7 separate regions of the Homo sapiens genome follow, and regions 2, 3, 4, 5, 6 and 7 are each linked to region 1. A link is a loop called in an ENCODE intact Hi-C map of the cell type or tissue named here. Cell type or tissue: PC-3. All regions are shown on one strand. Region 1 overlaps ATP9A (ATPase phospholipid transporting 9A (putative)). Region 2 has its middle 130 kb from the start of ZFP64. Region 3 overlaps LOC105372664 (a long non-coding RNA gene). Region 4 overlaps ATP9A (ATPase phospholipid transporting 9A (putative)). Region 5 holds the start of ATP9A (ATPase phospholipid transporting 9A (putative)). Region 6 overlaps ATP9A (ATPase phospholipid transporting 9A (putative)). Region 7 has its middle 100 kb from the start of LINC01429.

Evidence for each region. Peaks named below come from ENCODE experiments on the same cell type or tissue, not always from the same donor. Only the 100,000 strongest peaks of a DNase experiment are listed, where the experiment ranks them.
Region 2: a loop joins it to region 1, with 8 times the contacts of the local background. A loop is called at or near these places in 8 of 110 quality-filtered maps.
Region 3: a loop joins it to region 1, with 13 times the contacts of the local background. A loop is called at or near these places in 82 of 110 quality-filtered maps.
Region 4: it touches region 1 in a loop (6-fold over the local background); 4 of 110 quality-filtered maps call a loop at or near these places.
Region 5: a loop joins it to region 1, with 4 times the contacts of the local background. A loop is called at or near these places in 18 of 110 quality-filtered maps.
Region 6: a loop joins it to region 1, with 7 times the contacts of the local background. A loop is called at or near these places in 13 of 110 quality-filtered maps.
Region 7: it touches region 1 in a loop (16-fold over the local background); 43 of 110 quality-filtered maps call a loop at or near these places.

Annotation. Positions count from the first base shown.
Region 1 is chr20:51,637,564-51,641,563 of GRCh38, reverse strand. ATP9A (ATPase phospholipid transporting 9A (putative)) reads left to right here. Exons shown (of 28, transcript NM_006045.3): 15 at 2,060-2,221. Among named protein-coding and RNA genes, the nearest start is that of NFATC2, 97 kb to the right of the region's middle. RefSeq lists an enhancer at 2,000-2,294. In PC-3, a CTCF peak has its summit at 2,147; a DNase peak (open chromatin) is centred at 2,173; H3K27ac peaks cover 2,221 bases.
Region 2 is chr20:52,058,938-52,062,937 of GRCh38, reverse strand. No RefSeq gene overlaps it. Among named protein-coding and RNA genes, the nearest start is that of ZFP64, 130 kb to the left of the region's middle. In PC-3, a CTCF peak has its summit at 1,642; a DNase peak (open chromatin) is centred at 1,677.
Region 3 is chr20:52,081,769-52,085,768 of GRCh38, reverse strand. LOC105372664 (a long non-coding RNA gene) reads right to left here. Exons shown (of 3, transcript XR_936849.3): 1 at 2,634-4,000; 2 at 2,207-2,298. It also overlaps a transcript of ZFP64 not described here. Among named protein-coding and RNA genes, the nearest start is that of ZFP64, 110 kb to the left of the region's middle. In PC-3, a CTCF peak has its summit at 1,920 (motif pointing right); DNase peaks (open chromatin) are centred at 1,928 and 2,928.
Region 4 is chr20:51,743,157-51,747,156 of GRCh38, reverse strand. All of the region lies in intron 1 of ATP9A (ATPase phospholipid transporting 9A (putative)), which reads left to right. Among named protein-coding and RNA genes, the nearest start is that of ATP9A, 23 kb to the left of the region's middle. RefSeq lists a silencer at 3,873-4,000. In PC-3, no CTCF peak of the experiment used is centred here; a DNase peak (open chromatin) is centred at 2,416; H3K4me3 peaks cover 126 bases; H3K27ac peaks cover 2,784 bases.
Region 5 is chr20:51,765,809-51,769,808 of GRCh38, reverse strand. It overlaps ATP9A (ATPase phospholipid transporting 9A (putative)), which reads left to right and starts at 1,419. Exons shown (of 28, transcript NM_006045.3): 1 at 1,419-1,507. The coding sequence starts at 1,440. In PC-3, CTCF peaks have their summits at 1,897 and 2,098; DNase peaks (open chromatin) are centred at 2,158, 2,558 and 3,288; H3K4me3 peaks cover 1,894 bases; H3K27ac peaks cover 1,947 bases.
Region 6 is chr20:51,698,622-51,702,621 of GRCh38, reverse strand. The region is part of intron 4 of ATP9A (ATPase phospholipid transporting 9A (putative)); the gene reads left to right. Among named protein-coding and RNA genes, the nearest start is that of ATP9A, 68 kb to the left of the region's middle. RefSeq lists enhancers at 146-646, 647-1,147, 3,562-4,000 and a silencer at 858-1,152. In PC-3, a CTCF peak has its summit at 1,677 (motif pointing left); a DNase peak (open chromatin) is centred at 1,671; H3K27ac peaks cover 953 bases.
Region 7 is chr20:51,964,678-51,968,677 of GRCh38, reverse strand. No RefSeq gene overlaps it. Among named protein-coding and RNA genes, the nearest start is that of LINC01429, 100 kb to the right of the region's middle. RefSeq lists an enhancer at 1-150. In PC-3, CTCF peaks have their summits at 1,944 and 2,146 (motif pointing right); a DNase peak (open chromatin) is centred at 2,167.

The DNA.
Region 1 (4,000 bases):
AGATTACAGGTGTGAGCCACCGCGCCCGGCTCTATTATTATGTTTTTGAGACAGGGTCTTACTCTGTGTCCAGGTGGGAGTAGTGTGGCACCATTATGGCTCACTGTAGCCTCCACCTCCCAGATCGTGATCCTCCCACCTCAACCTCTTGAGTAACTGAGACGACACACATGCACCACCCCACCCTAATAATAATTTTTTTTTTGAGATACAGTCTCGCTCTGTTGTCCAGGCTGGAGTGGGGTGGTGCGATCTCTACTCACTGCAACTTCTACCTTCCAGGTTTAAGAGATTCGCCTCCCTCAGCCTCCTGAGTAGCTGGGATTACAGGCGCATGCCACCACCTCCGGCTAATTTTTGTATTTTTAGTAGAGACTGGATTTCACCATGTTGACCAGGCTAGTCTCGAACTCCTGACCTCAGGTGATCTGCCTGCCTCAGCCTCCCAAAGTTCTGGGATTACAGACATGAGCCACCACCCTAATAATTAAAAAATTTTTTTTTAGAAATGGGGTCTCCTTGTGTTACCTAGGCTTGTCTCAAACTCCTGGGCTCAAGTGATCCTCCTGCGTCAACCTCCCCAAGTGCTGGGATTAAAAGTGTGAGTCACAGCAGCTGGCCAATTGCTTACATTTAAAAGTTAGGCCGTCTCGGGGAGAAGTCTAAATTTCTGTTTTTTCTTGAGAAACTGGAAGCTCCATCCACCCTGGCCCTAGTCCCTGCAGGGCAGTAACTGCCACCTGTGTGTATAGTGGCAGCAGCCTCCTTTGGCTGGGGCTGGGCTCCTGCTTGCCACAGCCCCCACTCAGCCCTCTTTGCTATTTGTATCAACACTCTGGCCCCTGTCTTGGAGTTTGCAACCCTCATGCCTTTGACCTTAAGCTGAGTATGTCTGGCTGAGGCCATGAGAAGGTTCTGACTTGACACCCGTGCGATGACTCTTGGAAGGGAAGAGTGTGTGCTGTGGAACTTTACACCAGGCGGATCCAGGTGCCAGTCTGGCCTAGCTTTGCCACATGCCAGCGCTGTCACCTTGGGCAACTTCATTAACTGCTCTGAGCCTTGGTTTCCTCTTCTGTGTGGACCCGTGTTCTCCACCTCAGCACTATTGACATTTGGGGCCAGATCAGTCTCTGGTGTGGTATGTCCTGTGTGTTACGGGACGTTTTGTAGCATCCCTGGCCTCTGCCCACTGGATACCAGCATTACCTCCTTCCAGTTGTGACAAGTACAGATTCCCCCAGATGTTGGCGCGGGTCCCCTGGGGGACAGAATCACCCAGTTGAGAACCACTGAAGACACTCCCCCAGTGCAGTGTGTGAGGCTGAAAGGAGAGCCTGAAGGCGAAGGGCTGTGTCAGTCAGCATTCTCTTCCTTCTTTTTTTTATTGTTTAGCTTGTTGCAGATACTTCCAGGAGTGATCCGTAATTGTGCCAATTGCTCCTTTTTTCGGAGTGGGGGTGGTGTGGGGTGGGGACGGGGACAGAGTCTCGCTATGTCACCCAGGCTGGAGTGCAATGGCGTGATCTCAGCTCACTGCATCTCTGCCTCCTGGGTTCAAGCGATTCTCCTGCCTCAGCCTCCTGGGTAGCTGGGATTACAGGTGTCCGCCACCATGCCTGGGTAATTTTTGTATTTTTAGTAAAGACGGGGTTTCACCATATTGGCCAGGCTGGTCTCGAACTCCTGACCTCAGGTGATCCACCCACCTCGGCCTCCCAAAGTGCTGGGATTACAGGCCTGAGCCACTGCACCCAGTCACAATCACTCTTAATTCTGTGCCATCTCTTTCCGCCATGCCTCTGGTGTGCAGCCTGTTTTGAGCCTAGAAAAGATGAATTGTGCCTTATAGAGGGGCAGCTTTCAGTGTGGGAGCCCTCATAGACCCAGAGGAACAGACACTGTCATGGGCCAGCACAGAGCACTTGGCGTCCCTAAGGGCAGTGACTACTGTGATTCCCCTGTCTCTGAGCCCCCTTCTGCCTTTGTGTTCATAGCACAGCCTGTGAACCCAGATTCTCGGCTGGGCATCTGACCTTCGACCCTGTGTTATGTTTAGGTGGCCCTGGTACAGTGGACGGAAAGTGTGGGCTTAACCCTGGTGGGCCGAGACCAGTCTTCCATGCAGCTGAGGACCCCTGGCGACCAGATCCTGAACTTCACCATCCTACAGATCTTCCCTTTCACCTATGAAAGCAAACGTATGGGCATCATCGTGCGGGTGAGTCGTTTTTATTCATGGCTTAAAGTGCTTAAGTACCCCAGGTGTGCTGCGTGTGTCCCTGTGGGTTGACATTCTTTCTAACCCTCTTTACTGTGGTATCTGTCACCCAGACTAACAAGGGAATATAATTCCCTAAGCAGAAAGGAAATTAGTTCATTCATTGGACACACCCCGTAACTCTGATCCGCTTATGGTGTCCCTGGTTCTGGAGTGAAAGTTAAAGAGAACGTCCATTGGGGATTTCTTGGTAATACATCTCTCATTCTCTTTTGTTTAATATTGAACATGTATTTTTTTATTGAGGTGAAATTCACATAATATAATCATTTTAAAGTGAAAACTTCAGTGGCATTTAGTCCATTCACAGTGTTGCTCAGCCACCACTTCCCTCATGTTTCAAAACATTTTCATCAAAATGATGAAAAAAGAAACCTTGTGGCCGGGCACGTTAAAAAATTTTGCCAGTCTGAAGAGTCTGATTGGATTTGATATGTTGTTTTTCTACTGGCTCTTTTAAAAATTTTTAATTTTTAAATTCTTATTAAAAGAATGTATTTATAAGAGTCCTCCCACCTCAGCCTCCCGAGTAGCTAGGACTACAGGCTTGCAAAACCAGGGCTGACTCATTTTTTAATTTTTTATAGATACAGGGTTTCACTGTGCTGCCCAGGCTGGTCTCAAACTCCTGGCCTCAACCGATTCTCCTGCCTGGGACTCCCAAAGTGCTGGAATTACGGGTGTGAGCCACTGTGCCCATCCCTCTGTTTTCTCTTTTTACCCACGGAGATCACACTTTCCGTCGTGGGGAGGCTGGAAAATCTGGTGTTCATATGCCACTTGGTCTGGTTGTTCTGCAGTCTGCATGATTGTCTGATTTTTCCCAGGGAGCTTTGAAAATACCGATTCCTTGGTTCAGTCCCACACCTATGTTGGAGTGGGGTGGTTCCTCACATCATTTAGCTTCGTTGCAGAAAACTCTCCTTCAGATCTTAAGGATCTTTGGAATAAGGCTCTTTCATCTTTTCTGGACTTTTTTTTTTTTTTTTCCTTGACAAATGAGAATCCTCTCCACCCTGATCTACCCAAGTGTTTCATGCCTCATGGAGGAAAGAGATACTTGCACATGCATTTTTATAGCAGCACAATTTGCAATTGCAAAGATATGGAACCAGCCCAAATACTCATCAGTCAACAAGTGGATAAAGGAACTATGAGATATATATATATATATATATATATATATATATATATATATATATATATATATAAAATGATGAAATGCTACTTAGCCATGGAAAGGAATGAATTAATGGCATTCGCTGCAAACTGGATGGGATTGGGGACTATTATCTAAGTGAAATAACTCAGGAATGGAAAGCCAAATGTCGTATGTTCTCACTCATAAGAGGGAGCTAAGCTATGAGGAAGCAAAGGCTTAAGAATAATACAATGGACTTTGGCGAGTCAGGGGGCTGAAAGGGTGGGAGGACGGTGAGGGATAAAAGACTACAAGTTGGGTTCAGTGTATACTGCTCAGGTGATGGGTGCACGAAAATCTCATAAATCACTGTTAAAAAACTTACTCATATAACCAAACACCATGTGTTCCCCAAAAACCTTTGGAAATAAAAAAAAAAAAACAGAGTGCACAAGTAGAAGTAGAAATTGATAACATAGGTTGTTGGGCACATGGCCCTGCCCCCTGCCTGCTGGCGGAGAATTTTCAGCTAAGGCTTGGCTTGTGAACTTCTCCTTCAGCCTTACAGGTTCCTTGAA
Region 2 (4,000 bases), 420 kb before region 1:
TGCCAGAAGCCCCTTCAAACCTTTAGGAAGCTCTCACTGAGCAGCAACCACAGTTAATCCTCATGACGTTCCCCAGGAAGTTGTCTGACACCCCTCGTTAGCCTGCAGCTGCCTCCAGCTAGCCTCTCTTCTGACTGCCAGGTTTCCCAGGCATACCTCCCCCAACAATCTCTAACCCAGAACTCAGGGAAGGAGAGCCTTATCATGCTGCCCTCTCCTCTCTTTGTTCACTGCACACTCGTCACTATCTTCTTCTCTCCCAGTTCTTCAACCTGCTCAAGACTTTTCTGCCTCAGGACCTTTGCACACACTGCTCCATTTGCTTGGAATCTTCTTTCCACGCTTGTTCCAAAACTAGCTCTTTGTCTTGTTTTTTCTTCTTCTTCTTTAATTTTTTATTTTTAAAATAGAGACAAGGTTTTGCCATGTTGCCCAGGCTAGCCTCAAGCTCCTGGGCTCAAGCAATCCACCCACCTCCACTTCCCAAAGTGCCGAGATTATAGGGATGAGCCACAGCCTTTTTCATCTCTTAGAGCCCAAATTAAACAATACTTTTATAGGGAGGCCTTCCCTGACTCCTTTATTTAAAATAGCCTGCCTCGGTGTGGTGGCTCACAGTTGTAATTCCAGCACTTTGCTGAGGTGGGAGGATCGCCTGAGCCTGGGAGGCAGAGGTTGCAGTGAGCTGAGATTGTGCCACTGCACTCCAGCCTGGCCAACAGAGCAAATCCCTGTCTTTAAAAAAAACAAAAACAAAACAAACAAACAAAAAAACGCAATAAAATAGGCTCCCCTTTTATTAGAATCTGTCTTTGCTTCAAAACCTTTTTGTTCCCCATCACATCTCCAGGATTTAGAAAAGTGCCTAGCACCCAGAGGTGCTCAAATATGTGTTAAATGAGTGTAACAGGCCAGGCGCAGTGGCTCACGCCTGTAATCCCAGAACTTTGGGAGTCCGAGGCAGGTGGATCACCTCAGGTCAGCAGTTTGAGACCAGCCTGGCCAACATGGTGAAACCCTGTCTCTACTAAAAATACAAAAATTAGCTGGGAGTGGTGGCAGGTGCCTGTAATTCCAGCTACCTGGGAGACTGCAGCATGACAGTCAGTTGAACCCAGGAGGCAGATGTTGCGTTGAGCCAAAATCGTGCCACTGCACTCCAGCCTGGGTAACAGAGCAAGACTCTGTCTCAAAACAAAAACAAAAACAAAAATCACGCTTTAAAAAAAGTTAAAAATTAAATAAATAAATAAATAAATAAATGAGTGTAACACTTAGCACAATTGGTTAGCAGTTCACTTGCCTATTTCCTGTACTATTGATAGGATAGGGGTCAGGACTCTTTCATTTACTGCCTATACCTAGCTCCTAAATCTGTCTGAAATGCAGGAGGTATCAGTAAATGTTTGTTGAATGTATAAGTGAATGAAACTCGCATATTTTTTAAAAACTCCATTATGGATAGTAGGTAGCAGATGGTTGTGGGAATGGGGTGAAATTACACAGCAAAATGTTCTTTTTATTAAGGGTCTAGATTTCTCCTGTTTCCAGGTGGCAACCCCTCTAAGGAGGGGGATCTGGATTTGGAAGTTCCCGTCTGAGTTTAGGGCCAGCGCTCCCTGTCAGTTCTTTGCCTCACCTTAAGATGTCACTAAATGACTTGGGCCATGGCTTCCACTGGCTGTCAGGGAAAAGCTGGGAGGTCAGGACAGGAAGGGAGGAAATGACCCGGTGTTATGAACAAATCTCCCACTTCCTCCAGCGCCTGGCAGACAAGGTGACAAGGCGCTGATGTCCCCCACCCAGCTTTACAAGCTGTTCATTAGCACACCTGATATTCCAGAGCCATGGAACTTTCTGTTTCCTTCTACAACCAGAACCTTGACAAATCAGACCAAGCTGGATAAATCATATCACATCATGATTGACTTCCTGTTGTGGGTCCAGCACTGTCTCTAGGGCTCTAGGATAGACTCAACAGAAACGTTCCGTAATATTTCTGCTCTCCAGAAGTAGTTGGGGGGCTAAGACATACAGGAAAGAAAAAATTTAAAATAGTACAAGATTCTACAGGCAACGTGGTATTCTGGATTGGGTCCCGGAGAAGAAAAATGGACATTCGTGAAAAAATTGGCAAAGTACAAATAAAACCTCTAGTTTAGTTGATAGTGTTGTATCAATGTTAATTTCTTAGTTTCGATGAATATATCATGGTTACCTAAGATGCTAACATCAGGAGAAGCTGGGTGAAGCATATGCAGGAACTCTCTGTACTATCTTTGCAATATTTCCATAAATTTAAAGTAATCCAAAATTGGCTAGGCACAGTGGCTCATGCCTGTAATCCCAGCACTTTGGGAGGCCGAGGCAGGAGGATCACTTGAAGTCAGGAGTTCGAAACCAGCCTGGCCAACATGGTGAAACCCCGTCTCTACTAAAAATACAAAAATTAGCCAGGCGTGATGGTGCACACCTGTATTCCCAGCTACTCGGGAGGCTGAATCACTTGAACACTGGAGGCAGAGGTTGCAGTGAGCCAAGATCGCGCCACCGCACTGCAGCCTGGGAGACAGAGGGAGACTCCGTCTCAAAATAATAAATAAATAAATAATAAATAAATGTCCAAAATTAAAAGCTTTAAAAGTATTCAAGACAGTGTTGGCTTGGATGGTCTGCATGTATATTGTAGTAGTCCAGAGATACTGGATGAATCCCTGGACTCAGACCTGAAACTGAGTCCCTCTCCCCGCCAGCTACCAGCTGTGTGACTTAGGGCAAGTGACTTAACCTTGCAGAACCTCAGTTTTCTTTTTCTTTATTTTCTGTCTTATTTTTAATTTTTAATTTTTTTCTTTTTTAGAGGCAGGATCTTGCTCTGCTGCATAGACTGGAGTGCAGTGATGCAATCACCACTCACTGCAACCTCACTCCTGGTCTCAAGCAATCCTCCTGCCTCAGCCTCCTGAGTAGCTAGGACTACAGGTGCATGTCACCACACCCAACTAAATTTTTATATTTTGTAGAGATGGGGTCTCACTATGTTGCCCAGGCTGGTCTCAAACTCCTGGCCTCAAGTGATTCTCCTACCTCGCCCTCCCAGAGTGTTACAGGCATCAGTCACTGTGCCCAGCCCCTCAGTTTTCTTAGTTTTAAAAAACACCAAGCTCATGAAGTTACTGTGAAGTCTCCAGGAGATAATATATAAATGCTCCTGGTCCAGTGCCTGCACAGGGTAAATTCTCAATACCTGCTGGTTTTTTCCTTCTCTGTCATTTCAGGAAAAGTAGCAATCAGTTGGGCTTCAGGATTCAGAAAAGAAATAACAAGATGAGATTTGTAGTCAGTCATTGGAGTTGGCTAAGGTTGAAGTTAGAGAAGTGGAAGCTGGACAAGAATCCCGCACAAAGGTGACCCAAGAGGATCACTCTGTCAGTTTCAATTTTAGGAAACATACTTCTTAAGCTATTGGAAGGAGGCATTTTTATATTATAACTAGTCTTGAAAAATTGTGGATTTTTTTCTAAGATAATCTCAGAGATGAGCAAAATAATATTTGTGAAGGTTATTCATGATAGCACTGATTGTAAAGGCAAAAGATTGAAAACCACTTAAATGTTTCTAAATAGGGAGGAGCCTGGCTAAATTCACTCCATGGAATTCATTGAAAACATTAAAAGCTGTATATTAAAAAATATAAAGCAGCTGGGTGTGGTTGCTCATGCCTGTAATCCCAGCATTTTGGGAGGGTGAGGTTGGAAGATCGCTAGAGCTCAGGAGTTTGAGACCAGCCTGGACAACATAGCAAGACCTTGTCATTACAAAAAATTTAAAAACTAGCTGGGCATGATGATGCATATCTATAGTCCTGGCTACTTGGGAGGCCAAGATGAGAATATTGCTTGAGCCCAGAAGATTGAGGCCACAGTGAGCCATGATTGTGCCACTGCACTCCAGCCTGGATGACAGAGAAAGACCCTGGCTCTAAAAAAAAAAATACACA
Region 3 (4,000 bases), 440 kb before region 1:
ATAAAAGTAAGAAACTTTAACTTGAAATACAAGCTCAATAACTGATGTCATATAGATTAAACACTATAGTAAGCGTCTTCACAGGTCTTAGCTTGATTTGAAGCAGTTGTTTGTAATTTAAATCTCACCTCTTCTTCCACATTCAATTCTGGGATGTCAAGTTAAATGGGAGTTTAGATTTGAAACTGAAGGGGTCATCAAGAGTATGGACTTGAGTGCCATAGTGCCTGGGTTCCAAATCCCTGCTGTTTGACCTGAGCCAAGTAACTTGACCTCTCTGAGCCTCAGTTGTCCCATCTGTAAAGTGGGGGTAATAGTACCCACTCATAGGATTGTTGTGAGGATTGCATTAATATGCACAACAAGTGTTGTCATTAGGAGGTTGGGTTTAGAGTTCACAAAACCCAACCATCTCATGGCGGCCAAGTGTGCTAAGGCAGGTTGGGGTGGGAGGGTCTGTTTTGCCTGCCTGTTCTAATGGAAACACACCTTCCATTGCTAGGGGATACCCCCTTCCAGTGCTGGCTCTGTAGCGCCAAGTTCAAAATCAGCTCGGACTTGAAAAGGCACATGATCGTGCACTCGGGGGAGAAGCCTTTCAAGTGCGAGTTCTGCGACGTCCGCTGCACCATGAAGGCGAATCTCAAATCGCACATCCGCATCAAGCACACCTTCAAATGTCTGCACTGTGCCTTCCAGGGCCGGGACCGGGCTGACCTCCTGGAGCACAGCCGGCTGCACCAGGCCGACCACCCGGAGAAGTGTCCAGAGTGCAGCTACTCCTGCTCCAGCGCGGCCGCCCTGCGCGTGCACAGCAGAGTCCACTGTAAGGACCGTCCCTTCAAGTGTGACTTCTGCAGCTTCGACACGAAGCGGCCCAGCAGCCTGGCCAAGCACGTCGACAAGGTGCACAGGGACGAGGCCAAGACGGAGAACCGGGCCCCTCTGGGCAAGGAAGGGCTCAGAGAGGGCAGCTCCCAGCACGTGGCCAAGATCGTGACGCAGAGGGCCTTCCGCTGTGAGACCTGCGGCGCCTCCTTCGTCAGGGATGACTCTCTGAGATGCCACAAGAAGCAGCACAGTGATCAGAGTGAGAACAAGAACTCAGACTTGGTCACCTTCCCACCGGAAAGCGGTGCCTCGGGACAGCTCAGCACCCTGGTCTCCGTGGGGCAGCTCGAGGCTCCCCTAGAGCCCAGCCAAGACCTCTAGCTCAGCCGAAGAGGGTGGTCAGCTGTCGGAACTTCTGACCAGTGCTGTTGCCCAGCCCTCCAGAGGTGAGGCCACTGAGAGACAGGCTTTGGGCACCACTTCTGGGGCTGGCCGCTCCAACTTCACAGGCCTTCAGAGGCGATGGCTGGGCGACAGTGACGAAAGCAAAGCAAAGCAGGGCTGTGGAGACACTCCTCGCATTTGTCTCTTCCCTCCAAGGATTATCTGAGCAAGTCGACTTGTTCATTCAAAGGCGGGGTCTGCCAAGCCCTGCTCTATCCAATGGGGATAGCTTCTACGTAACGGATTCCAATTTTAAAACTGATCCATCTCTGATGGAATTATTAAACTTAGACGATATAGAAAACTAAAACTAATCTCTAGAGTGGAAAGGGTTAAAGTGAGGAAGGTGTACGTGAAGGGTCTGGGGTTGCTGGAAAACTTCTATTTCATAACCTGGGTGATCGTTCTAAGAGTGTTTGCCTTATATGTTTGTGTGGTTTCTTTTACCTGTTGTCTTACAATAAAAAAGGCAGACTCATGGTAGCATGATGTAAGGAACACTCAATTTTGCAGCCCTCCACAGACAGTTACGGTAGAAGGTTCTCCATCCCCAGCCCGCGCCCCATTCAGTAACTTAATTATAAACGCACATTGGATTTCTCAATGAGTTCCTACTGTAGTAAAACGAAATGCAGTTTGATCTGGAGGTGGCGCCAAAGATCAAGCTAACTAGCCCAGCCTGTGCTTGTCTGTTGTGGAATTCAAAATTCTGTTTAATTCTATTTGGAGAGAAAAGTCCAGGGGCCCAGTGGGCCCTGAGCTTGGTGCTGGGTGCTGGGATATGTGATACGTGGGACAGCCTCACACCAGCATCTGTTTCATCACGGAAAGCATTTAGTGTTTGCTGAACCCACAAACTACTGAAAATCCAACCTCTTCTCATAGATGGACCCTTAGGAGGTTATGAAATCTCAGTGGATATAATACTTACCCAAAGTTGCTTGGTTTCTACTTTTGGCATCTTTCCTTCAAATACTCTTTTTAAATATAAAGTCTTGTGTGCCCTCATCAAGCTGAACATCTCTGGAATTGAAACAGATTAAGTAGATCCATTGTTCCTGGTAAACTAAGAAAAAAGGATGTAAGATTTTATAGGTTGTGTAGAAGGGACTATTTCACTTGTGAAATAGAGGTACCTAGTTTATTTTGTGAATGGTGGTAGTTTGGGCAAATCTGACTCCGTTTAAGTTTTACATCAGGTAGGTGATGGTGTACTGCTGAATCTCTATTGTAAGAAGAAAAGATTAAAATGATGACAGAGACCCAGGATAGAATTAGTCTCTTTGGAGATGATCGTTTTGATCAGAAAAGTGTTTGGTTACTGAATGCTGGTGCTATTGTACAGTTGCTATTGTTACCTTTCTGCTGTTTGTCGTGAATCTGATCTGCGTTTCTGTTCTAGAAGGTTGTTGACCTTTCAAGTGGGAACCCATAGATTGAAATCACATAAACGTTCCTTGTACTTCTTGTTATAGCTCTTTAGACAAAGAGGAAAGATATCAGCCTTTTTAGAAGGCATTTTTTGTTAACAGCTGTATGGACTTTAAGGATTTTATATCCAAGCTGGTATCACCCAGCAAACTTGGATTCCCAATAGAGCAGAGGTGAGTAAAAAGCTGTGAACCCAATATTTACTTCAGGCAGTGGGTGGGGCCATAAAGTTTTTTGCAACTACTCAGCTCTGTGGTTTTAGTGCAAAAGCAACCATAGATTGCAAGAAAAAACAAGTGTGTCTGTGTTCCAATAAAACTTTACAAAAACAGGTGGCAGGCTAGATTTGGCCCATGGTCTTAGAATGTAGCAAGCCCTCCTGCAGAGTACTTTGCTCTGAACTGGCAAGTGTGACTTGTAAAACACACTAAAAGATACCAAATTTTCTGGCAGAGACACAAATGGGATTTGCACAAAGCTGAGAGTGTAGTTCAAGAGAATAAGGCTGAATGAGTATTAAAAAGAATTTGGGTAACTTAAAAGAATTTTTGAGACTGGTAAGAATTCCAAGATTCAGAGAAAAGTAGGCTAAGAGGGAAGTCTAGGACCAGGAAACTTGTAGGAGTAGGGGTAGTCTTACCTTACCATTTCTAGGAAATTAGAAGATGGCAGTGGATGGGGTTAAATCATTCGGAATTGGGGGCTGAACTGGCTAAACCTGCTAGAATGAGACTTAAAATGTACAGGTAATAACCAAATAAAACAGCCTTAATAGAAAGGAGCAGCTGACATGGCACAGACCAGAATGGCAATTCTTACACCAGCCTTGATTTGCAGAGCCCTCTGGATCTGGAAGAGGAAACTGAGAATGTTTGCAGTTTGACTTCACCTGAGCCCCAGGGATCCGCAAACTTTTTCAGTTAAGGGCCAGATAGTAAATGTTTTGAGCTTTGCTGGTCCTACTTGTTATCAGCTCTGTTGCCACTGCTGTTGTAGCACAGAGGTTCCAACTCGGCCACTGTAATGCAGCTACAGAGAATAGGGAAGGAAATAAGTTTAGCTGTGGGCCAATAAAACTTTATTTATAAAAAGGACATGATTTGGAAGGCCAGTCTGTTAACCCCTAAGTACAAGCAACAGGGTGATTGGCCTTGGATAAAAGGCAAGGGGGAAATGTTAACATGAAATTGAGCCAGCATCAGTAATGAGTGTCTATGGTCCCAGCTACTTGGGAGACTGAGCTAGGAAGAACTATTTGAGCCCAAGAGTTCAAGTCGAGCCTGGGTAGCAATGC
Region 4 (4,000 bases), 110 kb before region 1:
TCCTTCCTGACTTAGGTTTTGTATTCTCCTAGTTAAACAGGAAAAAAAAAAAAAAAAACGAAAAACCCAGACCTTAGATGTATTTAGAAGGAAGAGCAAAAGTTTCCCTTCATACCTTTCCTTCCACTCCTTTTTCTTTTCTCTTTTTTTTGAGACGGAGTCTCGCTCTGTTGCCCAGGCTGGAGTGCAATGGCACTACCTCGGCTCACTGCAACCTCCGCCTCCTGGGTTCAAGCCATTCTCCTGCCTCAGCCTCTGGAGTAGCTGGGATTACGGGCGTGCGCCACCACACCTGATTGATTTTTGTTTTTGTTTTTTGAGATGGAGTCTCGCTCTGTTGCCCAGGCTGGAGTGCAGTGGCGTGATGTTGGCTCGCTGCAACCTCCACCTTCTGGGTTCAAGCAATTCTCCTTCCTCAGCCTCCTGAGTAGCTGGGACTACAGGTGTCCCCCACCATGTCCGGCCCATTTTTTGTATTTTTAGTAGAGACGAGGTTTCACTGTGTTAGCTAGGATGGTTTCAATCTCCTGACCTCGTGATCTGCCTGTCTTGGCCTCCCAAAATGTTGGGATTACAGGCGTGAGCCACCGTGCCCAGCCCTGACTGATTTTTGTGTTTGTAGTAGAGACAGCGTTTAGCTATGTTGGCCAGGCTGGTCCTGAACTCCTGACCTCAGGTGATCCGCCTGCCTCGGCTTCCCAAAGTTCTGGGATTACAGGCGTGAGCCACCGTGCCCAGCCTCCTTCCACTCCTAACTGCCCTCTTAACAACTGCTGTCCATAATGGTACCACGTGGCTATTTCAATCAGTTAAGTGAATGAAATAAAAAATTTTAAAAACTTTTATTTTAGGTTCAGGGCTACGTACCTGAGGTTACATCAGTAAACTCATGTCACCGGGGTTTGCTGTACCCAGGTATTAAGCCCAGTGCCCAACAGTTATCTTTTCTGCTCTTCTCCCTCCTCCCACCCTCTACCTGCAGATAGACCCCCAGTGTCTCTTCTTCCCTTCTTTGTGCCTGTAAGTTCTTATCACTTAGCTCCTACTTATAAGTGAGAACACGTGGTATTTGGCTTTCTTTTCCTGTGTTAATGTGCTGAGGATAATAGCCTCCAGCTCAATCCATGTCCTGCAAAAGACACAATCTTGTTCTTTTTTATGGCTGCGTAGTATTCCATGTGCATATGTACTACATTTTCTTTATCCAGTCTGTCTTTGATGGGCATTTAGGTTGATTCCATGTCTTTGCTTTGTGAATAGTGCTGTAGTGAACATTTGTGTGCGTGTGTCTTTATGGTAGAATGATGTATATTCCTTTGGGTATTGAAATAAACTTTAAATGTCACATTTTGGGTACTCAGCAGCCACATGTGGCTGCTGGCTACTGTGCTGGATGATGGTGCAGTATAGAATGATTCCATCATCACAGAAGCCTAGTGGGCAGAGCTGCTCCAGAGCAGGGCTCTCCACCGCAGGACTATTGACATTTGGGGCCAGATTACACTCTCTGGTGGGGGGTCTCCTGGGCATTGTAGGATGTTTAGCAGTATCCCTGGCTTCTACCCACTACGTGCCAGTAGTGCCCTACTTCCCTGTAGTAGTGACAATCAAACACATCCCTAGACATTGCCAAATGTCTGCAGGGGGCAAAATCCCCCCGCCCTGCTATTGAGAACCACTGCTGTTGACTAATTCATAACGGCTTTTAATTTTTTTCCTTTTTTTTTTTTGAGACAGAATCTCACTCTGGCTGGAGTGCAGTGGCAGAATATTGGCTCACTATAACTTCTTCCTCCTGGGTTCAAGCGATTCTCCTGCCTCAGTCTCCCCAATAGCTGGGACTACAGGCACCCGCCACCATGCCCAGCTAATTTTTTTTTTTTTTTTTTTTAGACGGAGTCTCGCTCTGTCACCCAGGCTGGAGTGCAGTGGCATGATCTTGGCTCAGTGCAGCCTCTGCCTCTCGGGTTCAAGCAATTCTCCTGCCTCAGCCTCCCCAGTAGCTGGGACTACAGCCACACCTGGCTAAATTTTGTATTTTTAGTAGAGACGGCAGGGTTTCACCATGTTGGCCAGAATGGTCTTGATCTCCTGACCTCTTGATCCACCCGCCTTGGCCTCCCAAAGTGCTGGGATTACAGGAGTCAGCCACTGCACCCGGCCCATGCCCAGCTAATTTTTATATTTTTAGTAGAGACAAGGTTTCGTCATGTTGGCCAGGCTGGTCTCGAACTCCTGACCTCAAGTGATTCTCCCGCCTCGGCCTCCCAAAGTACTGGGATTACAGGCATGAGCCACCATATCTGGCTACTTTTAATTTTTCTTCATGTTCTTCTTGGATCTGCCCAGCGTCAATGCTGAGACTGTTCTTTCCTGGACCCTGTAACTTCCTGGAAGGTTGGTGTGTCATGCAGACAATTCAGCAAATATTTGCGCAGTGCTAACTGATTATAGGGGAACTCCCAGCAGAGATGATGGTTTCTGTGGAGGCCAACTCCTTGTTACATTAGTTACCTTTTTCAGAAACATTGTTCCCTTGGCTCTGCTCCTCTAATATTTGCTTTTGCATTTCAGCCAGATTGTATGAAACCATTGCACATCTGGTTAGCAGACTATCTGCTGTTAAAACCTTTATTTGTCTTAAAGTCAAATCCTAAGAAAATCAATTTTGGTTTTCCTTTATATAAATGGTCTAGGCTGGGCGCGGTGGCTCATGCTTGTAATCCACTTTGGAAGACTGAGGCAGGTGTATCACCTGAGGTCAGGCGTTTGAAACTAGCCTGGCCAACATGGTGAAACCCCATCTCTACTAAAAATACAAAAATTAGCCGGCTGTGGTGGTGCAGGCCTGTAGTCCCAGCTACTCAGGAGGCTGACATGGGAGGATCACTTGAGCCTGGGAGGCGGAGGTTACAGTGAACCGAGATTGGGCCACTGCATTCCAGCCTGGGTGACAGAGTGAGACCCTGTCTCAAAAACAAACAAACAAAAAATAAATAAAATAATAAATAAATGGTCTAAGCAGGAAGCAGTGTAAACGAAGTTATTTATAAACTTACACTTTAACCTAGTTGAATGGCTGTTATCAATGGGTGAGAAAGTTATTTCATATTTTCCTTTTTCATCTGGAAAAATAACTTTTTTTTTTTTGAGATGGAGTCTTACTCTGTCACCAAGGCTGGAGTGCAGTGCCAGAATCTCGGCTTACTGCAACCTCCACCTCCAGGGTTCAAGCGATTCTCCTGTTTCAGCTTCCTGAGTAGCTGGGACTACAGGTGTTTGCCACTGCATCCAGCTAATTTTTGTATTTTTAGTAGAGACAGGGTTTCACCATGTTGGCCAGGATGGTCTCGATCTCTTGACCTCGTGATCCGCCCGCCTCAGCCTCCCAAAGTGCTGGGATTATAGGCGTGACGACCGTGCCCGGCCTAATTTCTTACTCTTAAAGGATTTGGGCTGGGCACGGTGGCTCATGCCTATAATCCCAGCACTTTGGGAGGCTGAGGCGGGCGAATCACGAGGTCAGTAGTTCAAGACCAGACCAGCCTGACCAATATGGTGAAACCCCGTCTCTACTAAAAATACAAAAATTAGCCTGGCGTGGTGGTGCACGCCTGTAATCCCAGCTACTCGGGAGGTCGAGGGAGTAGAATCGCTTGAATCCGGGAGGCAGAGGTTGCAGTGAGCCGAGATCCCGCCACTGCACTCCAGCCTGGGTGACAGAGTGAGACTCCGTCTCAAAAAAAAAAAAAAAAAAAAATCAGTTTCGGTCTTGCAGCCCATCTCCCCAGCCTGTCTGGAATGTGGGATGGAAGTTTATTTGTCATGGCAGTGTCAGACGGTCCAGTTTCAGTTTGGTGTTAAGGAACAACAGCAGCACCCACAACACCAACGTGACAGCTGCCACAACACAGCTTTGGGCCACTGCTCCTCTGGAACCCTGGGGCACCAGGGAGCTGAAGTCCATGCATGCAACACGCAGGGTGTGGCTGCAGCTTCC
Region 5 (4,000 bases), 130 kb before region 1:
CATCTCTACTAAAACTACAAAAATTAGCCAGGCACATGTATAACCCCAGCTACCCGGGTAGCTGAGGCAGGAGAATTGCTTCAACCTGGGAGGCAGAGATTGCAGTGAGCTGAGATTTTGCCACTGCACTCCAGCCTGGGCGACAGAGGGAGATTCTGTTTCAAAAAGAAAAAAAAGAAACGGCGTCCAACATGATCAGTCATTAGATGTAACTATGTAAAAGTCAGCTTTAGATTAGTTTATATGGTATTATTACAATTTCAGGCTCTTTAGTTACATATTGATTTTTAAACTCCCTCACTTTGTTCCTTCCCTCTGTTTTTTTTTTCCTGCTCTCATAACTTTATCAGGCCTTTGAAAAGTTCATGGGTCCCAGACACTGTGTGGGAGGGTGTGGAAGTGAGTGTGGATGTGGGCTGCGGTGGAGATAGGTGTGTGTGTGAGACCGTGAATCACAGTGACAGGTAATGCAGGGTGACTGTCTGAGGCCTGAGAGTGGGGCCCATGTGCAAGCCCAAGAAAGTGGCTGGTGTGAGAATGAGGGTGTTCAGACTATTGAAGGGTGTTTGGATGAAAGAGGCAGGTGCGTGTGTGTCATGGTGAGTTCCCAGAATCCAGATAGAGAATGAGGGTGAGGATGGTGAAGGTCAGAGGGTGAAGGAGTCTGATAAGCTGAGGGTCCCTGTGTGACTGTGATTTCTGCAGGCACATGGGTGTGAGGCTTGAGAAACTGGGTGCATGGATGATGGTGACCAACAGGAGGGTGAGAGTGTTATGTGTGTGTGCAGGACTCACATGTGATTGTGAATGTTAGATGTTGCAGGCAGTGAGCAGTGGCAGGTGTGTGTGTAGGGCCTGGGCGTGAATATGCACGTTGGTGCAAGAGTGAGTGAGAATGACTGACTGATGGGGTGAGCGTGGCCGGGTGCCCGTGTGATTGTGCATGTCAGATATTGGTGGGGATGAGTGTCACAGCGCGCGTGTATAGGGCTGGGATGTGATTGTGAATGTGGGATTTTGCGGGGGGTGCGGTGGCAGGGTGCGCGCACGGCGGGCGTGGGCGGGGGGCGCGTGGCCGGGTGGGCGCGCGTGGGGGGCGCGGGCGCGGGCCGGGGGCGGGGACACTGCAGCGGTCGCGGCGGCGCGGACACGGCCCGGCCGCCCCCCGTGGCAGGCGCGGCGCGGCGCGGAGCGAGCGGGCGCAGCGCGGAGCTCGGGCCCATGGTGCGCCCGTGTCCGTCGGTCGGGCCGCGCGGGCGCTCCGCGCGTGGCCCGGCGCTCGCGAGCTCGCCCCCTCGCTGCGGGCCCGGCCCGCCCGCTGCCGCCGCCTCCTCCCCCGGGGCGGCGCGGCGCCGGCGGGCGGCGGCGCGGAGGCCGGACCGGGCGGCGGCCCAGGCGGCGCGGGGGGCGCGGCGGCCAAGGCGGGCGGCGCCGCCGACATGACGGACAACATCCCGCTGCAGCCGGTGCGCCAGAAGAAGCGGATGGACAGCAGGCCCCGCGCCGGGTGAGTGGGCCTGGGCCCGTGTTTTCCTTTGTCCGCGCCTCCCGGAGCCCGGCGCTCGGGCCAGCCTGGCCGGGCCTGACAGGTTGGCCGCGCGCCGCGCCCGGCGCCATGAGCCTGGGGCAGGGCTGGGGAGGCGGGGAGGTGGGGAGGGGGTCCCTGCGCTTCAGCCCCGGGCGGCACCTAGCCTGATGCCGGCCCTTTGGGGTTCGAGCGCCCGGTTGCCTGGGCCTCCTTGCCCACCTTCCTTTAGAAACCCCGAGAAGCCGGGCCCGCCCCAGTGCTGTTTACACACTCGCGGAATTCGGATCAGCCGTGCTTTCTCACCGTTTTATTGTTCCGTAATTAATATCTGTCCGTAATTAATATCTGAGGTAACAATTTGGTCAGTGTCACACCGAGCTCTGCGCTTGGAGCATTACTCGGGAGCCCAGATATGCTCAGCTTTTAGGGGGGCGCGGCCTACGCCTCGGGGTACCCCATCAGCGCCCCTGGGTCCCAGCCCCAGGAGGCTGCGCCGAGACCACCTGCGCTCCGGTGGCCCCTTCCCCCTCCGCCCGGGGTGGACCCGAACCAGCAGTCGCAGGAGGGTGGGAGGGTCTCCTACTGGCCGCTTGGTGACACTACCCCTTGTGTTCTCCCCCCACAATTTCGGGGAAGGAATCCCACGGCTGGGACAGGGGCTGCCACCTGCTGTGCCCTTCCCGCAGTAGGAGACCCCGAGGGCAGCTTAGGCGCGGAACAGGCAAGGGTTTTTCTGCATTTGGGAAGAGGGGACGGGTTGGTATTTTGCGCCTCGCCGTCTTCCTGTTCGGAGGATGGCAGCGTGACGCGTTGAGGTTTGCGGGGCTCTCGTATCGCCTGCCATAGACTTACCTGGGCGTGAGGGGCGGGGGTGGGAAGGACGGGGGTGGGCGCTGGTGCAAATGCAGATTTCCCGGCCCCCGCCTAGACCCGCCAATCAGAGTTCTGGGGGGCGGGGCCTGGAGATGTGCAGCTCCACAGGCCGCGCAGGTGAGGCTGGAGCCCGCGGGAGGCTGAGCGCGGTGTTGGGCGGGGCCTGCGGCCGCTCTGCTCCGCCCTTCCTCGGGCGTCTGGTCCTCTCTGGGCATTTCCCGGTGGCGGCCGCTTATTGCAGCGTCAGTTGCTCGGAACAGGAGACGCGGCGGGTGGAGTGAACCATAAGGGTGGCTTCACCAGGTGTCAGTGGAATTAAAAAAAAAAAAAAAAAGAATGGTGCTGGCGGCCATTTTGTGGGGTCTTTGTCCCTGGCTTCCTGAATCCTCCGAAGAAGAGGCCTCACTGATATTACCCAGAGGAGGAAACTGGAGGTTACGGAGGTTAAGGGCTATAGGGAAGACTGCAAAATGGAGATTGAACTCCGGATTGTCTGACCCAAAGATAGTTCCCTCACTCCTCCCTTCTCTGTTTTGCGTTTATTATTATTAGTATTATTATTATTATTGAGACGGAGTCTCCCTCTGTTGCCCACGCTGGAGTGCTGTGGCGAGATCTCGGCTCACTGCAACCTCCGCCTCCCGGGTTCAAGCAATTCTCTGCCTCAACCTCCCGAGTAGCTGGGATTACAGGCGCCCGACACCACGCCTGACTAGTTTTTGTATTTTTAGTAGAGACGGGGGTTTCACCATCTTGGCCAGGCTTGTCTTGAACTCCTGACCTCGTGATCCACCCACCTCGGCCTTCCAAAGTGCTGGGATTACAGGCGTGAGTCACCGCGCCCGGCCTCCTTCGTTTTAATGATGACAATTGACTTGAACACTATGCCTGGAACAGTGCCTGGTACATCGTACATCCTCCGTAAATACTGTGATGAATTAATATGATCAGTGGAGTCTAAAATCCAGTGGTTATTAATTTGTGCCATGAGCAATTATGAGACGCCTACTATGTGCAGGAGCCACTCCAGCTGATGGGGATGCAAGGATGAATTAAAGAAGACCTGCCCAACAGGTGTGGGTGTCCTGACCCTGGCTGTTCATTGCAATCACCAGGGAAACTTAACTAGCCTTTTCTGATTCATTCTAGACCTTTGAAATAAGAATTTAGGGTGGGACCTGGGTTTCTATCTATATATTTTAATAAGCTCCCCTGATGATTTTAACATGCAGTCAGAGTTGAGAACTTTTGAGTCAGTACATGAAAGAAAAATGCAAATATTGTTCAAAAGTGATCATTAGCGTGATAGAAACATGAGCCGTTCATATGGAGAGCCAGAGGGAGTGGTGCAGATAATTTTATTTAAAAGTAAGTTTTCTAGGTTGCGTTGGAATGGAGCATCACAGCCCCTTTAGAATTTACCAGCTTTGGAACTAATCTTTCTTTTTTTTTGAGACGATGTAGTTTCACTCTTGTTGCCTGGAGTGCAATGCCTTGGTCTTGGCCCACTGCAACCTCTGCCTCCTGGGTTCAAGCGATTCTTCTGCCTCAGCTTCCCAAGTAGCTGGGATTACAGGTGCCCACTACCACTCCCGGCTA
Region 6 (4,000 bases), 61 kb before region 1:
TCTCTTTTCTCTCCCTCTTTCTCCCTACCAACTTGAGAGCTCCTTGGAGAGGGACATTTTAGTCAAATACTGACAGCCAAGCCTAGGGCCTGGCTGGTGGAAAACTCCCAGTAAATATGGGAATGTAAATAACAGTATCTGCTTTTTTATCTCTTTTCTTCTTGCTGCTTTTTCTCCTTTTCATTCTGGTTTTATTTGTATTTTCTCTCATTACATGCACACACACACACACACACACACACACACACACACACACGAACACACACACCATGAAGCATGAAGGCCCAAACTATGTATCTATAGATATTTAATTTTTTTTTTTTTTTTTTTGAGACAGAGTCTTGCACTGTCACCCGGGCTGTGGCACGGTCTTGGCTCACTGCAGCCTCCGCCTTTGCAGGTTCAAGCGATTCTCCTGCCTCAGCCTCCTAAGTAGCTGGGATTACAGGCGCCTGCCACCACGCCCGGCTAATTTTATATATTTTTAGTGGAGACAGGGTTTCACTATGTTGGCCAGGCTGGTATCGAACGCCTGACCTCATGATCCACCTGCCTCGGCCTCCCAAAGTGCTGGGATTACAGGCATGAGCCACCACGCCTGGCCTAATTTAACTTTTTTAAAAAATAGAGACAGGGTTTTGCCATGCGGCCCGGGCTGGTCTCAAACTCCTGGGCTCAAGCAATCCACCCGCCTCGGCCTCCCAAAGTGCTAGGATTGGGAGCCACTGTGCCCAGCCAAACTACGTGTTTTTGATCACCAAAAGAAAAGACAACATGGGGCAAGAAGTCCAAATTGACAGCACTCTGCAGTAGCTCAACAGAAGGGGAGAGTCTGGGAATCTGTGTTTGTTCAAGCTGCAGATCCGAGGCTCATCCCCTCAAAACACTGCAATGCTAATGAATGACCGTGGCTAAAAATCCCAAGTGACCTCATGATGGTGTGGCTCCTTGCTTCCTCCCTTAGAGGTGGAGCAAGAGCCCTGTTGGCTGATGGACAGTTGGGTACAGTAGGTGTGTTTGCATGAAGGATTGGCCTGCTGGGGTTACTCAGAAACTGCTCTGCAAACACAGAGGATTAAAGGGGTTTTTGTTGAGGCAGAACAGATGGACAGAGAGAGGCAGAGTTCAAATGAATGGATCATAAATCAGCACTCACTTGCAGAAGGGAAAAATCTGGGTCTGGTCACTTAAAAATTTGAGCTAATTTTAATTATTATTTTTTTCTTCTTAGGAAAGCAACCTTACGCTTAATGGAAAAACAATTCATGTGAAAAATTTGGAAAATATATGTGCCAGAGAAAGCCCTGCTGATCCTTTTAGTGAAATCTCCCTGATTTTGTCCTCTGTCCTGCTAATGTACACACATATACATAGGCAATTATTATTTAATAAGAATGAAAACACATGCTCTTCTATGAGTTAGATTTTAAGAGGGAACCTGTAACTAGAGCTTGAAGATCTGAACCCGGGTGTGATCATTTGGGCCAGGTCAGCAGCATAAATTTTAGTAATAAAACCAAAGACAATGTGTAAATTTATGTTTGGGAAAGTTGGGGCAAGCTCAGGTGAAGGAAAAGTTCATTGGCGCTGAGGGCCACGTTGAATTTACGGTCTTCCTTCAAGTAATACCTTCCTGAGCTCCCAGAAAAACGACAGGTCTGTGTTCATTTTTCCTTTTGCCCCCTAGTGGAGCAAGAAGAGTGGTTCAGGCCATGAAATCGTTCTGCCAATTAGACCGTCTCTTTACCCATTTCTCTCTTTCTTTCGCTCCCTCTCTGTTTTCTATTTTTTGAGACGGAGTTTCGCTCTTGTTGCCCAGGTTGGAGTGCAGTGGTGCGAACTGGGCTCACTGCAACCTCCGCCTCCCGGGTTCAAGCGATTCTCCTGCTTCAGCCTCCCGAGTAGCTGGGATTACAGGCGTGTGCCACCACATCTGGCTAATTTGGTATTTTTAGTAGAGATGGAGTTTCTCCATGTTGGTCAGGCTGGTCTCAAACTCCTGACCTCAGGTGATCCGCCCGCCTCGGCCTCCCAAAGTGTTGGGATTGCAGGTGTGAGCCACCATGCCCGGCGCTCTCTCTTTCTCTGTCTCTCTTTTTTGAGGCAGGGTCTTGTTCTTTTGCCCAGGCTGCCGTGCAGTGGCACAATCTCAGCTCACAGCAGCCTTGGTCGCCTGGGCTCAAGCATTCCTCCCACCTCAGTCTCCGGAGTAGCTGGGACTGTAGGTGCACATCACCACACCTGGCTGATTTTTTGTGTTTGTTGTAGAGACAGGGTCTTGCTATGTTGCCTAGGCTGGTCTTGAACTAATAGGCTCAAGTGGTCCACCTGTCTCAGCCTCCCAAAGTGCTGAGATTACAGGTTTGGGTCACTGTGTCCGGCCTCTTTACCCATTTCTAATCATCTAATTGGATGTTCTCCAGTCTCTCTGTAAATGTATTGACCAAAGCCCAAGACATAATGAAAGGAGGCCAGTGGATCTCTCTCTAGCAGGCCAGGGCTCCGGTCACTGAATTGAGTTTAGCATCACATTTTATGAAAATGAGGTGCCATTAGATGCTAGATGCTCACTTAGTAGGGTGAAATACTCACACTAGGAGAGTCCAGAAGTCTTACCAGCGATCGAGGGTTAGTTCAGCTCGCCATTGTTAGTTGAGTGCTTTCTAGAAGTCAGTAGTGTTGGCCGGGCGCAGTGGCTCATGCCTGTAATCCCAGCACTTTGGGAGGCCGAGGCGGGTGGATCACGAGGTCAGGAGTTCGAGAAAAGCCTGGCCAATATGGTGAAACCCCGTCTCTACTAAAACTACAAAAATTAGCCAGTCTTGGTGGTGGGTGCCTGTAGTCCCAGCTACTCGGGAGGCTGAGGCAGAAGAATCGCTTGAATCCAGGAGGTGGAGGTTGCAGTGAGCCGAGATCATGCCACTGCACTCCAGCCTGGGTGACAGAGCGAGACTCCGTCTAAAAAAGAAAAAAAAAGAAGTCAGAAGTCAGTAGTGTTTATATCAGACCTTTTGATGCCAGTTCTACTTATTGTTTAATGACAAGATTTAACGACACACAAAAATTAGTTAAAAACAAATCTTATGGAACCGATTAAAGAGAGTTGTTTCAATAGGAAAACATTGGAATGCTCTGAAAAATCTCAATGGTAGTGAAATACTTAAAAAATAAATGATATTAAATTATGTTAAAATGTAAAATATGTGAGACACTAAAAGTCTAGAGTTGTGCACTTATATTATTTCGTGTCTTTAAGTCTTTAAGTTCTTTTTTTTTTTTTTTTTTTTTGAGATTGAGTTTTGCTTGTGTCGCCCAGGCTGGAGTGCAAGGGTGAGATCTTGGCTCACTGCAACCTCCACCTCCCGGGTTCAAGCGATTCTCCTGCCTCAGTAGCTGAGATTACACGTGCCTGCCACTATGCCTTGCTAATTTTTGTATTTTTAGTAGAGACAGGATTTCACCATGTTTGCCAGGCTGGTCTTGAACTCCTGACCTCAGGTGATCTACCTGCCTCGGCCTCCCAAAGTACTGGGATTACAGACGTGAGCCACTGTGGTGCCCGGCCTATAATTACTTTTTATCTCTCTCTTAGCTGAACATTTGTAAGTTACATGGGCTTGTTACAAGATAGCAGCATCATAAAGATTTTGTGGTGTTGCTCCTGTATGTGAATTTCACCTATCACCAGAATAAATTCTCTCTTCCTCTCTGGGCTCCCTCACAGGGTGTGGGGCCACCTGGCCCCAACTGGCCCCTTCCACTTTCATCTCTCGCTGTTCCCTGCTTTCCTGATGCTTTACGTCTTGCTGAAGGAGTTCTAGCCTTTGGCCGTGTGCATGCTGTTAGCTATTCACCTGTCCCACTTTCTCACATCTCAGGGTGCCTTTCGTCTGTTATTGGTAAACACAGTGTCCTTCGTCTGTCTAATTCTGGCCTCAACTCTCCCACAGAGTTTGTTGACAGCCACCCCTCTGATTCTCCAACCCCTTTCATCCATTAT
Region 7 (4,000 bases), 330 kb before region 1:
CTCAAAGGTAAGAAGGGCAAAACAAAGGAAGAGTATCTGACAGTAGCACTTGCCTATAACTGTCAAGATTCATTTTAGTGAGTCCAGTGTTGAATTAGTCCACTGGCTTCTGCTTTTCAATAAGTCCATACACTCTTTCATTTATTCTCTATATATTTTGTACATTCTTGTCCTGTACCAGGCTCTGTGCTAGGCCTGGAGGTGCAGTGGTGAACAAGACAGGCAAGGGCGCTTAAAGTCTCCTGGGAGAGAAAGCAGTAAACAAGTACAATCCAAAAGATGCTTTCCGACTTCTGTGCTTGGGAAGGGAAATAGACAGAAGGGAAGGGAAATAGACAGATGGGATAGTCAGTGACTGAAGGGAAAACCAACTTATATAGGGATTCAGCAAAGTCCTCCCCAGAAGAGACATCGGAGCTGAGATCTGGGATAACTAAAATGTAAATATCCAGTAACAGTAAAATTAAAATTGTTCAATATGTCGTATAGCCTAAAGTGGACCTGCCATTTTCATTCTTCCCTTTAAAGAAAAAGCATTTCATTCCCATCAGGATGGCATAGCAGTTAAAATCCGAAAGTACCAGGTTCTAGAGAGAACGTGAACAGAAGGAAACCCTTATAAACTGCTATTTGGGAGTAGAAATTGGCAGACCTCTTTGGAGAACAATTGGTGATATCTAGTTGAAGCTGAAGGTGTGAATTTCCCACGACCCAACAATTCTATGTCTAGGTATGTTCTTTAAACCCTTAAAAATATCTCCTCCTAGGCTGGGCATGGTGGCTCACACCTGTAATCCCAATACTTTGGGAGGCCGAGAGGCCGAGGCGGGCAGATCACCTGAGGTCAGGAGTTCGAGACCAGCCTGATCAACAGGGAGAAACCCAGGCTCTACTAAAAATACAAAATTAGCCTGGCATGGTGGCGCATGCCTGTAATCCCAGCTACTCAGGAGGCTGAGGCAGGAGAATCGCTTGAACCTGGGAGGTGGAGGTTTTGGTGAGCTGAGATCGATCGCGCCATTGCACTCCAGCCTGGGCAACAAGAGCGAAAGTCCGGGCCGGGCGCGGTGGCTCACGCCTGTAATCCCAGCACTTTGGGAGGCCGAGGCGGGTGGATCACGAGGTCAGGAGATCGAGACCATCCTGGCTAACACGGTGAAACCCCGTCTCTACTAAAAATACAAAAAAATAGCCGGGCGAGGTGGCGGGCGCCTGTAGTCCCAGCTACTCGGGAGGCTGAGGCAGGAGAATGGCGTGAACCCCAGGGGGCGGAGCCTGCAGTGAGCCGAGATTGCGCCACTGCACTCCAGCCTGGGCGACAGCGAGACTCCGTCTCAAAAAAAAAAAAAAAAAAAAAAGAGCGAAAGTCCGTCACAAAAAAAAAAAAAAAAAAAAAAAAAAAAATCTCCAAGAGAAGTAAGGGAAGATTTAAAGTAAAACTACAAAGCAAAAGTACTTCATTCAACAAATATTTCCAGAATGCCTACATGTGACAGGCATGCATAAACGCTCTAAGAAAACCATGCTGAACGAAACCATGAAAGACTATGCCCTCCAGACAAACTGGGAAAGATACACAGTAAACAAAAGTCCAAACACTCATTATCTACTTAATGTATACCCAGTTTGTGGTCCTAGTTTTCTGCAAGAAGAAACTGAGTCTTAGAGAAATTGTCATTTGCCCAAGGTGAGCCCACCAGTGAGATGATGAACATGCCAGCCCAAGAACTTACTCCCCAGGACTCCACCTGTGCCAAGTCCAGCTTCCCCGCCATGGGAGTCTGTGAGGAAGGGAGGTGCGAGTTTCCCTTTATGCGGGGTACCTACTGCATGGCTCATACATAGTGCACCGTTTGGGGGTGGGAGTGGGAAGTGGACAGGATTGAAGAACTATCCAGAACTAAAACCTGCATAAAAGATGAGGAGTAGACTTCCAGATTATCTACCCAAGTATGGGAGTAGAATCCACGGAGCCGGCATCATTGACAAGGGAAATGGGAAGAAGGAAGGCTCCTTTCCCCAGGCCAGGGATGCCTTAAGTGGCTCCCTGACTTTTTAGCTTTCATCCTCTACACAAGATCCACATCAAGGCTCCAGAACACTCTTAGCTAGGGACATAACCAAGGAAGACAAAACCCTGGCAAATGGCTACCATAAGGGGGCAGTAAGGAGAGAAGTAAAGCCAGGCTGACCAGAACCGAAATGAGGTGTCCCCTGGTTAGGAAGTCCTGGCATCAAGGTTGGGAGGAGCACGGCATCACCCCACCCAGAGGCCTGGCAAGCCTCCCACTCCTGGGGACAGAATGACCTCATGGGGACACTTTACTTTTGATGTATAATTTTCTAACAGGAAAGTTTAAAAATACAGAAAGTAGAAAAAAAAATACAATGAGCAGCTTTGTAACCTTCTTTTAAAATAACAACTGTTAACATTTCTTTTTTTTTTGAGATGGAGTCTCGCTCTGTTGCCCAGGCTGGAGTGCAGTGGCACAATCTCAGCTCACTGCAACCTCCGCCTCCCAACTTCTAGCAATTCTCCTGCCTCAGCCTCCTGAGTGGCTGGAATTACAGGCGCACACCGCCATGCCCGGCTAATTTTTTGTATTTTAGTAGAGACAGGGCTTCCCTGTGTTGCCCAGGCTGGTCTCAAACTCCTGAGCTCAGGCAATCCACCCGTCTCGGCCTCCCAAAGTACTAGGATTACAGGCGCGAGCCACCGCGCCCAGCCACAACTGTTAACATTTCATATTAGCTTTTTTTTGAGACGGAGTCTCACTCTGTCGCCCAGGCTGGAATGCAGTGGCACGATCTCCGCTCACTGCAACAACTCCCAGGTTCAAGCGATCCTCCTGCCTCAGCCTCCCGAGTAGCTGGGAATACAGGCATGTGCCACCACACCTGGTTAATTTTTGTAGTTTTAGTAGAGATGGGGTTTTATCATCTCAGTCAGGCTAATCTCAAACTCCTGACCTAAAGTGATGTGCCAGCCTCAGTCTCCCAAAGTGCTGGGATTACAGGCATGAACCACCGCACCTGGCCGAACGTTTCATATTAGCTTTAGGACATTTTCTGTTTAAATTTTTTTCAGATGGTTATTTCCTTTTATTTCCATCTTTCTTTATATTTGACCCTGTTTTTCTTCTTACTGCATTTTGAAGTAAATGTTAGCTTATTTATTTTATTTTTTATTTTTTTTTTTGAGACAGAGTCTTGCTCTGTCACCCAGGCTGGAGTGCAGTGGCGCGATCTCGGCTCACTGCAAGCTCTGCCTTCCAGGTTCATGCCATTCTCCTGCCTCAGCCTCCTGAGTAGCAGGGACTACAGGTGCCCGCCACCACGCCCAGCTAATTTTTTGTATTTTTTAGTAGTGACGGGCTTTCACTGTGGTCTCGATCTCCTGACCTCATGATCTGCCCGCCTCGGCCTCCCAAAGTGCTGGGATTACAGGCGTGAGCCACTGTGCCCGGCAGCTTATTTATTTTTAATCCTTCTTTCCTACATTTGAAGCTATACATTATCCTTTTTATCACTGTAGGTGCATCTTGCTTTTTTTGTTTTTGTTTTTGAGACGGAGTTTCACTCTTGTCACCCAGGCTTCAGTGCAATGGCTCCATCTCGGCTCACTGCAACCTCTGCCTCCCGGGTTCAAGCAATTCTCCTGCCTCAGCCTTCCAAGTAGCTGGGATTACAGGCAAGCACCACCATGCCCAGCTAATTTTGTATTTTTAGTAGAGATGGAGTTTCACCATGTTGGTCAGGCTGGTCTCAAACTCCTGACTTCAGGTTATCCACCCACCTCAGCTTCCCAAAGTGCTGGGATTACATGCGTGAGCCACCACACCCAGCCATCCCACATTTTTTAAAAAAGAAAACTTCTGCTTACATACAAGCATGTTTAATTGTGCAATTTTCATAGATACATAAAGTGGATATATCATACATATTTTTAAAATACCACCATTATTTAATTTTCTTCTTTTTTAAAAAAAATTCTACCAAC